Regions from separate parts of the Homo sapiens genome. Here all the other regions are linked to region 1. Evidence: chromatin contacts called from ENCODE Hi-C data. All regions are on one chromosome and are shown on one strand. The core of a region is the stretch at or near the end of the contact, and the rest is flanking DNA. Distances in the headings are between cores, read along the strand shown.

Region 1 (3,171 bases), core at 494-2,993:
GGCGTGGTGCCTGTAATCCCAGCTACTCAGGAGGTTGAGGCAGGAGAATAGCTTGAACCTGGGAAGCAGAGGTTGCAGTGAGCCAAGATCACGCCATTGCAGTCCAGCCTGGGTGACGAGTGAATAAATAAATAAATAAATAATAATCTGTCTCAAAAATAAATAAGTAAACCCCTGTTGGATAAATATTTGCTGAATATCAGGATTAAGACACTGTGGGGACAGTGCCAATGATTATACATCATAAACAGCACAAAAATGACCAACGCGAACTTTTCTTTTCTTTTTTTTTTTTTTTTGAGACGGAGTCTTGTTCTGTCGCCCAGGCTGGAGTGCAGTGGCCAGATCTCGGCTCACTGCAAGCTCCGCCTCCCGGGTTCATGCCATTCTCCTGCCTCAGCCTCCCGAGTAGCTGGGACTACAGGCGCTCACCACTACGCCCGGCTAATTTTTTGTATTTTTAGTAGAGACGGGCTTTCTCCGTGTTAGCCAGGATGGTCTCGATCTCCTGACCTCGTGATCCGCCCGCCTCGGCTCCAAAAGTGCTGGGATTACAGGCGTGAGTCACTGCGCCCGGCCCGAACTTCTCTTTATAGGTAGTCTTAAAATGTCACTGGAAATGTTTTGAACAGCAGTCTTTTGTTACTGCAAAAATTCAGCAAGTCAATTATATGGGCCGGGAGGAATTTACACTTTAACTCCCTTGCACATTTGCCGTTCACTTACTTACTCGTGGGGAACAGTGAAAAAGCTGGGATGGAAGTGAGGCTTTCTTCACCACATCGATGGCCCACATTTTCCCATGCTGTGAACTCCATCATGAATACCTGAGGCCAATTTTCTTAAATCAGATTTCCCCTTACTTAGAATTGGTATTGCATATGCATGTTTCCTGCAGGAATGCAAGTCTTAAAGGGCAGCAAAATGTAGAAGTCGTTTACTACTGCAGAATGTCCCATCAAGCAGCTGTACTTAACTTAGGAAAGCATTAAGTGAAGATTGGACACAAGGGGACAGTATTGCTCAACAAAGGTTCTTTGCTGCTGCTGGTGAAGTTGGAGTTTTTAACCTGCTCTCTTCTAAATATGTAAATGTATAAATAATGCTCTTTGCTCATTTTTCTACAAAGACCCTTAAGCAATTAAAAACACATCAAAGAAATCAGTATGCATGAGCTTTTTAGTGTGTCTATTGATTGTTTTTTAAGTAAATATTTTTAAGGATTTTTTTTCCCTCCCAGTTTTTATGAGACTGGCTGGTTATTAGCAAAGATAAAAAACTGCTCCTTTTCCTGGAAGAGGCTGTTCTTTATCAGTAGTGCTGGGACATTCAGCCCTGGAGATATTAATATTCTTAAGATTCAGGAGGTTCTGTTCTCCGAGGAGAAACTGATCTGTGGGGAACCTATTGAATCAGGATCTCAAAATTGTCACCCGTTTCTTCTGGGTGGAAATTGTCACCACTTAAAGGGGCCACTGAGTGGTCTCAGATCACACTGCCAGTTTTTCATGTCCACACTGGTGTGCTCCACATTTAGGCCTCAGTGTTCTGGGCCCTGCCTCATCCTCGCGTTGCTCTGAGCCAGCCTCCTGTTGCGTTGTTGCATTGATTAAAACCACAAGCGCGTGGATTTCTCCGTTTTTTTAAGATTTCTTACTAGAAGTTGTTGGAATGCTGAGTATTTTCCTCCTTCCACTGAGCTGTGTCTGCCATGGGCCTCCCTTCAACAAGGCTTTCCTTCTTGTATTCATGGCCGGACCCCCTGGTGTGGCCTCATTTCCAGATTCCCGCTCTCCCTCCCCAGAAATGGTTTCCATATGTGACCCCACGCGCTCTGGGCAGGCACCTTTGGAGGGGCTGACCTCCCAGCTCTCTTCTCTGCAATCATCAACTCACACCTCCTGGGTTTCCTTCCAGGCTGCAGAGCTGAGAGCTGAGAGCTAAGAGCCCACAGGCAGAGGGCCCTCTCCAGGCAGGTTTTATCTGCGACCTCTGCTGACTCAGGAGTGTGGGAGGTGATGGCCTTAGGGTTCTGTCTGGTGCTTTCTGTCTGATCTGCTGCCAGCTCTCTTCTTCCAGCCGAGGCCATGAGGGTTTTCATGGATAGCTGGGAGCTGGATTCTAGGAGACTGGATGCTGTCACAAAGAAAAGACCGTTTGAGGCTGGGTGCTGTGGCTCACACCTGTAATCCCAGCACTTTGGGAGGCCGAGGAGGGTGGGTCACTTGAGGTCAGGAGATTGAAACTAGCCTGGACAACACAGTGAGACCCCTTCTCTTAAAAAAAAAAAAAGAAAAAAAAAGAAAAAGAAACACTAAGGGAATTCCTGTGTGGGTCCAGGTCCAGCGTGAAGCCCTAAGGCCCCACAAAGGGATGTGAGCAGCCTCTGCCTGCCCTCCAGGGCTGACAGTCACATAACTAACCTCGTTATGACTCAGTGAGCCAGGCCTGGCAAATGCCTGCGGCAGATGACTGACCCATCCTGCAGAGTTCAGGTTTCAGCTGAGAATTGAGCCCAGGGTCTCTTGGACTCATGTGCACACACAGGACCTGAGTGGGGGCCATCCGGCCTGGGGCCAACTGACTCCCAGGTCCATCAAACCCAAGTCCGTGTCAGGGCCATGAAGGCAATGTGGGTGCACCAGAGGCAGTGGCATGCTGGTGGACACAGGTGGTTTGTTTTCCGGATTTTCAGCTTGGGAAGGAATTGGGATGTGTTTTGTGAGTTCACAATGGGGTGGATGAGAAGTGGCAGGAAGGCAGATGGTATCTGTTGGAAGTGTACATGGTTGCAAGTGTCTCCTGACTGCAGAGGCAGAAACAAATAACATGAATAGTCATATATATATATATATATATATATGCGTATATATTTTAAATTCATAGACTTTACTTTTTAGAGAAGTTTTAGGTTCACAGCAAAATTGAGTGGAAGGTACAGAGGTTTCTCAGCCCCTACACATGCACAGCCTCCGCCATTATCAACATCCTCCACCAGAGGGTACATTTGTTACAATGGATGAACCTGCATTGGTGCATCACCGTCGCCCAGAGCCCAGAGTTTACACAGGGCTCACTCTTGGAGTTGTATGTTCTACGGGCCTGGACAAACGTGTAATGACATGGATTCACCAGAGCCAGAGTTTACACAGGGCTCACTCTTGGAGTTGT
Region 2 (3,171 bases), core at 261-2,760, 780 kb after region 1:
CTACTCTGAGGTCTTTCAGCTGTATAACTCTGTGGGACAGGCCTAAAGGGGCACCCATATTTATTTCCTCGGGTAAACACATGTTGTCGACTTATGGGGTCTCCACACAGGTGTGTGAGGCCTATGCTGTTAGAAGCTTTATTCTGTAGATGGAGATGCCAGGGCACAGAGGGTTTAAGTAGCCTGCCTAGGGTCACACAGCTCAGCAGTGCAAGACTGACATGCAGGCCTAAAAGGTGAGGTTTCCCGCCAGCTGATGTCCTTCCCTGTGACTATCAGGACTTGCAGACTTTGGGCACTTTGTAAGTGTCGTTTGTCTGTTGCCTTCATCTTTCTAAATCCTTTTCTATCCCTGGCCCCCTGGAACTTCTTTCACATCAGCTTTCCCGAGGGTAAACCATGTCTAGGGTGAAGTGTTTTCATGGCATCCTTTTCTTTTTCTGGGAAAGGTGCAGGGAGCACTTCAGGATGCACCGTCAAAACCCTCCCCCCGCCGCCATTCCACCAACCCCCACCAGGAAGGCCTCAGAAGCCTGGTGTGCAGCAGCCCCCGCTAGGAACACAGGAGGGTGCAACCCGAACCAGCGCCTCCCAGATAAGGGCCTGGCAGGCAGGGACTGGGCAAGTAACCATCCTACCTCATATAGAGGCATCCTGGGGGCTTCCATTGTTCGCTCTCCTGGGAACGCCCAGGGCTGCAGCCTTATCTGCTGCTGGCACAAGAGGCATCTTTTCTTATTGAATCGGGAACAGGATCTTGATAAGGCAGCCTTGGCCATCAGGGATCATCAGTTTTAACGTTCCTTTCTCACTCTGGAATAGAGCAAGATTTGTGGAGGCTGTGTGCTATGAGCAGGCAGGGAGGCTCAGCTTCCCCAACCCACCCAGGAGCCTGGAGAGAGGTCTCAAGACTGAGCCTGTGGGTGCACCCTTCCCTTGTTGAATATCACTGTATGTATGTGTGTGTGTGTGTGACCATGTGTCTGCCTGTCCGTGTGTGTGTGTATCTCTGGTGTGAGTCCCTGTGTGTAAATGTTTCTATGTGCATCTCTGTGTATGTGTTTGTGGCCCTGTGTCTGCCTGTCCGTGTGTGTCTGTGTATGTATCTCTGGTGTGTGTCCCTGTGTGTATATGTTTCTGTGTGTATCTCTGTGTATGTGTTTGTGGCCCTGTGTCTGCCTGTCCGTGTGTGTGTGTGTGTGTATCTCTGGTGTGTGTCCCTGTGTGTCTATGTTTCTATGTGCATCTCTGTGTATATGCTATTGTGTGTTTTGTGGGTTGCAGTCTCAGAGCTCTAATTCCTTTGAAACAGCCTTTCAATCCCTTTAGGTGGGGAAAAGTTTGGAGTTGTTAACCCCGTTTTACCGGAGAAGGTCCACTAAAGAAGAACCAACGTCAGAAGCTTTTCTAAAAAGACACCCTGAGCCCAAAGAGTTCCTGGCTCCAGAGGAACTCCCGCCCAGGAGGAGATGGGCACGAATCCCACGGCCCACGAGGTGGCGCTAGAGCCTCACGCACCTGCCCCTGCGGAGGGAGCACGGAGTCCGCACTCATTACCTCTCTGGTATTTTACTGCCAAGGCTGCGTTTATCACTCTAGAGTAACTCAGAGGCCAATTGTGGCACCGCACGGAACTCCCCAAGGGCCATAGCCTCGTTTTGTGGACGCTGAGACTCAGGACCTGCTAGGGTCTGGGCAAAGGGGGCTCAGTACATTGGTTGCGATGACCAAAAATAAGCAGAACCGTGATCACTTTGATGACAATATATTCTAGAGTTTCTTAAAAAGTATTTTTAATATTGTTTTGCTTTCCACAAGTTGGGTGCAGTACAATTGAAGAAGGGGATTCTGAGGCCTTTCATCTGTCAGAGTTAGCGTAGGGCTGGCTGTGGAGCTGGAAGTGGGGCATCTGTCACAGAACCCCCCGAAAGCTGTTGAGACTTGGGAAGAAGATTGGGACAAATGAGTTTCATGGGCTCCTGCTGCTGGCTGGAGCCTGTGTCCCCAGGTCCAGGCCTAAGGAGGAGAGGACTTCAGAACTGACCACCTTCAAGTCTCCTGCTGGCGGGAGCTTCCATGTCTCTCTCGGGGACCCAGTGTCCCCACAGGCTGGCCTGGCACAGGCCTCATGGCTGTGGGCTGGTGCTGGCACCCACTCCTGCCTGCCTCGCTCCTGCTTTTCACCTGTCCCCATGCCCATGAAAGGGTCAGCATCCACAGCTGCAGCCACCAAGCCCAACCTCTGGGACAAAGACGTGTCTTGGTTTTGGCCTTTGGGGCTGGGCAGCCCAGGTGTTGTCACTCAGACTGTTCAAGGACCTCTAGGGCTCCCCTTTCCCACTGTGGCCAAGAAGACCTACATTTCAGGGCCCAGCACAGCAGACACTTTCACCTTCTAAGCCTCTCATAACCAGCTTCAGCCAAAATGACCCCTGTCCACCCCAGCCTCCTCTTCTGCATTTTCCAACTTGCCTGGCATCTCCAGGACCCGGGAACCTTAGCACATCTCTACCTGCCTGCCTACAACGTCCCCAAGATGCGGGACAGTGGCCCCTTGCCACCCCTTAAATTCTCTCTTGCCCCCAAGGCACCTGGGACAAACCTTGTTCTTAAGAAGAGTAGAACAAATATTCATAAAATGAATTAATGTCCAAGCTCTTTCTTTCCCTATAGAGTCCTTGCTTCTCTGCCTCTCTCCCTTCTTCTCTCTCTCTTTCTGTCTCTGTCTGTTTCTCTCACCCTCCATCCTTATCTAAAGCTGGCAGAAAAAGAGACTTTATTTAAACCCAGGGGCAGGAACTTGATAAGGCAGCTTTAACCATCAAGGATCATTACTTTTAATATTTCTCCCACACTCCGCAGTAGATCTGAGCCAAAAGATGGAGAAAGGATTCCCCTGCTCTGGAATATGGGAAGATTTGGGGAAGCCAGTGTGCAGAGGACAGGCTTCCACCACGAACCTGGACAGGGCCTGGAAAGAGATCTTGGGACTAAATGTGTAGGTACACACTTCTCCTGTTAAATGCTTCTGGGAGAGTGTGTGTGTGTGTGTGTGTTTTGTTTGCTGCAATATCATATTGCAGTTCATATTGATGGGAGAAGTTTGCAGTTGGTCCCCCACTTAACTGGAGAGTGACCTCCAAAGAAGAGCCACTGTGAGAGACTTTGGAG
Region 3 (3,171 bases), core at 211-2,710, 760 kb after region 1:
ATAGAAAGTCAGGGGTGAGAGTCTGAAATCAGTGATGGCTTAGTGGCCTCACTCTTGATCAGTGCCAGTTTGTCCTAAGAGTCAGCAGTACATTAGGGCTTTAGACATTACAGAGACAGTGGAATCACCCCAAATTGAATTATGTTGTGGCTCTGTGTCTCTAAATTGATTGGAGTCCAGTCTGCTTGGAGATTAAAATACATCCTATTTTCTCAGCACTGCAGGGCCCAGGTGAATGGTGAGAAGCAGCCAACTGATGGGATAAATGAACTTTGCTTTCATGTTTTCTCACTTATGAGGAAGACCACCCCCTACAGCACACTTGCATAAAAACATGTCCTGAGGGTGGTTGGTCACAGCCTGCTCAGCATTAGACATGCATCAGCTGAAAGAGTGTCAGTCTGCCTCAGGGGCCCTCAATCCCACTCCAGACTAACAATTTCCACCTCCAAGTCGTCGTGGGATGCCAGGAGCCAGGGCTGATCTCCATTTGCACTCATGAGGTTGAGGCTAAGGAAGGGGTGGGGTGTAGACAAAATATACAAGAAAGAATTTGGTGTAGAAGTCACGAACCATTCTGTAAAGTCTCTTAACTGGAAAGCCAGGATGTATCAAGATGTTAACAACTTTTTATTTTAAGTAAGTTCTCTTATTAATTTTTGGTTTTTCTACTCGGCAAGAATATAACTGAAACTTGTTTGAAAGGTTTGGAGGTGGGTGGATGTGTAACTTGCCCAACCTTTTTAAATTAAGGGTGAAGAGAAAGGAAAAGGCTAGCTGTCCTCTTCTTTTCTATGGCATCAGGGCAATGGTTTCTAAGCTGTCTCATCAGAATTGGCAGCAGGCTGCTGGCAGGAGGCGGAGGCTGGCATTCCAGTTCTAAGTAATTCCAGATATTAAGCTTTCAGGTCCAAAGAGGAGCCTCCCAATGGATATCATTTTCTCCTTTAAACAATAATACTAATTGCTACTACTTTTGATAATAATAATAGCTTAGTGCCAAACAATGTGCATACACTATCTTTTTCATTTAACTTGCACAATACCGCTTTGAGATAGTTTTATCCATATTTTACAGATGTGAAGCTTTGAGAGGTTAAACTATGTTATAAATCACTCTAAGTCACAGAAAAATCTTACAGCTTTCAGGACTTGAAATTGGAATGGCCTTCCTAAGCCATCGCTTGGACAGTCTTCAGGGCATGTCAAATGGAGTGCCCTCCCCTTATCTAGCTATGCTGGGCAGAAGCCCGGTTGTTGGTAGTTATCAGACAGGAAGCAAAGCGCAGCCCTCCCATTTCCTTGCTGCGCCCTTTGGTTTTAGGGCGGGAGTGCTGCTTGCTGGGGACGCAGGCGGACTCCAGGCCGCTTTGATGGAGAACACAGGATACGTGCTGCAGGTGCTCTTCTGGACGGAGTCCCAGCTGCTGGGCCATAACCTGGTGGAGGCGAGTGGGGCTGGGCCCCATGGCTGTGAAGAGACCCACCATACAGCGGCCTCAGGATTTTCTGTCTCCATCCGCTCTGATGCTTAGGGTCAGAGGAAAGGCCCTCTCAAGTCCGGCAGGGCCTGCCTCCAGGAGAATAAATGGCTGTTCCTTTCTTCCATCTTTGCAACCAACTCGGGAGTCAGGTGGATGAAAATGGAAACGTCCCTTTCCTAGTAGGAAGAACATGGGTTAAGCCTGCAGTGGGCAGACCAGCACTTCCACCCTTTCACTGATGTGGTTGGGAAGGTGCAGGACAGGAAGCGACTCCCATTGGACAGAGACCAGAACCGGTTTCCATCAGGGTAGGACCCGCCTCTTCCTGTGAAAGAGAGCGGAAGTGGTGGGAGAGAGCGAGAGTAACAACTGAGTGTCCGTCCCATGGAAACATGCATAGCGAGAAACGAACAACAGGCCCAGATTCACATCCGACAATTCCACAGTTCTCTTTAGAAGAAACCCCTCCCCTCATCATATTTTCTAACCTGAGACCCTGGGCCTGTCTGTGCCTCTGTGCATTCACACTAATGTGACATAGGGCATTTTAAAGTGGAACTATGCAATGGTCACTGGATTTTAAACCAACACTGTCAGGTCCATGTTCACTAAGCCACCCTACCCCAATTAAAAAGAAAATACTAACAGAGGGTCTATAGCTTTCATTCAAGGAAGGCTGAGTACTTGTTAAGATCATAGGATGGGCAACCACAATAGGATGAGCAAACAAACAAATGATTATTCATATGATGCTAGGAAGTTAATTAAGGCAGGAAGAAACTAGATAGAAGGGGTAAGACAGTTGGAAGGAGGCTGAATTGTTAAGTTAGTGTGTGATGTCCAGTTGTGTTGGGGGTGCAGGAGGATAATGAGCAAGACAGTGGGACTATGACTACCCGGGGCCCACAACAGACCAGAGATGCCTATAAAAGGACCCTGTGACTCCTGTGGAGTGTTATACACACCAAGTAAACAAGTGATGCGCAATCAAGCCAAATGAACCCAGGCTATAGAACGTTCAGCTTCAGTTGAGTGAACACTATGTTTTGAGGTCTGTTTACAGGTTGTGATTTCACCAAAGTGTTTCCTTTTCTCAATCCAGTTCTTCAATCCAATTCTCAGTTTTTGTTCCACGGTGTGTCGGGCTCTGTGGGAATGGTTTTTGGAAATAAGGTTACTGTATTATTAGCATCCAAGATAAAATCAGTGGGGAGCAAGAATGTCTGCTCTCATTTACTTAACAAGCATTTGCTAAGAATCTTTGATGTCACAATGATGTAAGAGGTACAGAAAGGTGTTAGGGAGTTCTTGCCCTTGGAGAGATTATAATCTAGAAAGGGAAAATGTACATAAAAATCTCTAATGCAAGACAAGACATGCATGCACCTATCGTGGTTCCCCATCCTAGGAGCCTGACTCTCATAACATAGAGGTCGGGTTTTAAGTCAGGTCTTTCTCAGAGGTAAAACAGCACAGTGGCTCCTCATGGTGGGTTTGGAACCAAACAGAACCTGATCCAAATCCTGCCCTTGCTGCTTTAACAGCTAAGTGAACTTAGAAAAAATGATCTTAACAAGTACTCAGCCTTCCTTGAATGAAAGCTATAGATGCTGTGTTAGTATTTTCTTCTTAATTGGAGTAGGGCAGCTTAGCATGTGTGAGCTGCTTCTGAGTATGAGGATACTCA

The links. A loop is a pair of places that touch in the nucleus more often than their neighbours do. Pooled maps may share reads with other maps.
Region 2: a loop to region 1 is called in a map of MCF 10A, with 28 times the contacts of the local background. The contact joins two enhancer-like sites. A Hi-C loop is called at or near these places in 5 of 168 maps with a recorded cell type or tissue (A673, IMR-90, MCF 10A and 2 more), 1 of 37 single-sample maps with no recorded cell type and 12 of 50 pooled maps.
Region 3: a map of pancreas shows a loop between it and region 1 (5-fold over the local background). The contact joins two enhancer-like sites. A Hi-C loop is called at or near these places in 4 of 168 maps with a recorded cell type or tissue (IMR-90, ascending aorta, chondrocyte and 1 more) and 13 of 50 pooled maps.

Annotation. Positions count from the first base shown.
Region 1 is chr21:39,136,174-39,139,344 of GRCh38, reverse strand. No RefSeq gene overlaps it. Among named protein-coding and RNA genes, the nearest start is that of PSMG1, 46 kb to the left of the region's middle. RefSeq lists an enhancer at 1,197-2,104. Within about 2 kb of position 1,743, at least 6 of the 41 ENCODE cell types and tissues checked have a DNase peak (open chromatin) inside an H3K27ac peak, as active enhancers do.
Region 2 is chr21:38,354,535-38,357,705 of GRCh38, reverse strand. LOC107985513 (a long non-coding RNA gene) reads right to left here. Exons shown (of 2, transcript XR_001755040.2): 2 at 1,772-3,171. Among named protein-coding and RNA genes, the nearest start is that of LINC01423, 10 kb to the right of the region's middle. Within about 2 kb of position 1,510, at least 3 of the 41 ENCODE cell types and tissues checked have a DNase peak (open chromatin) inside an H3K27ac peak, as active enhancers do.
Region 3 is chr21:38,375,038-38,378,208 of GRCh38, reverse strand. It overlaps a transcript of ERG not described here. Among named protein-coding and RNA genes, the nearest start is that of LINC01423, 31 kb to the right of the region's middle. Within about 2 kb of position 1,460, at least 8 of the 41 ENCODE cell types and tissues checked have a DNase peak (open chromatin) inside an H3K27ac peak, as active enhancers do.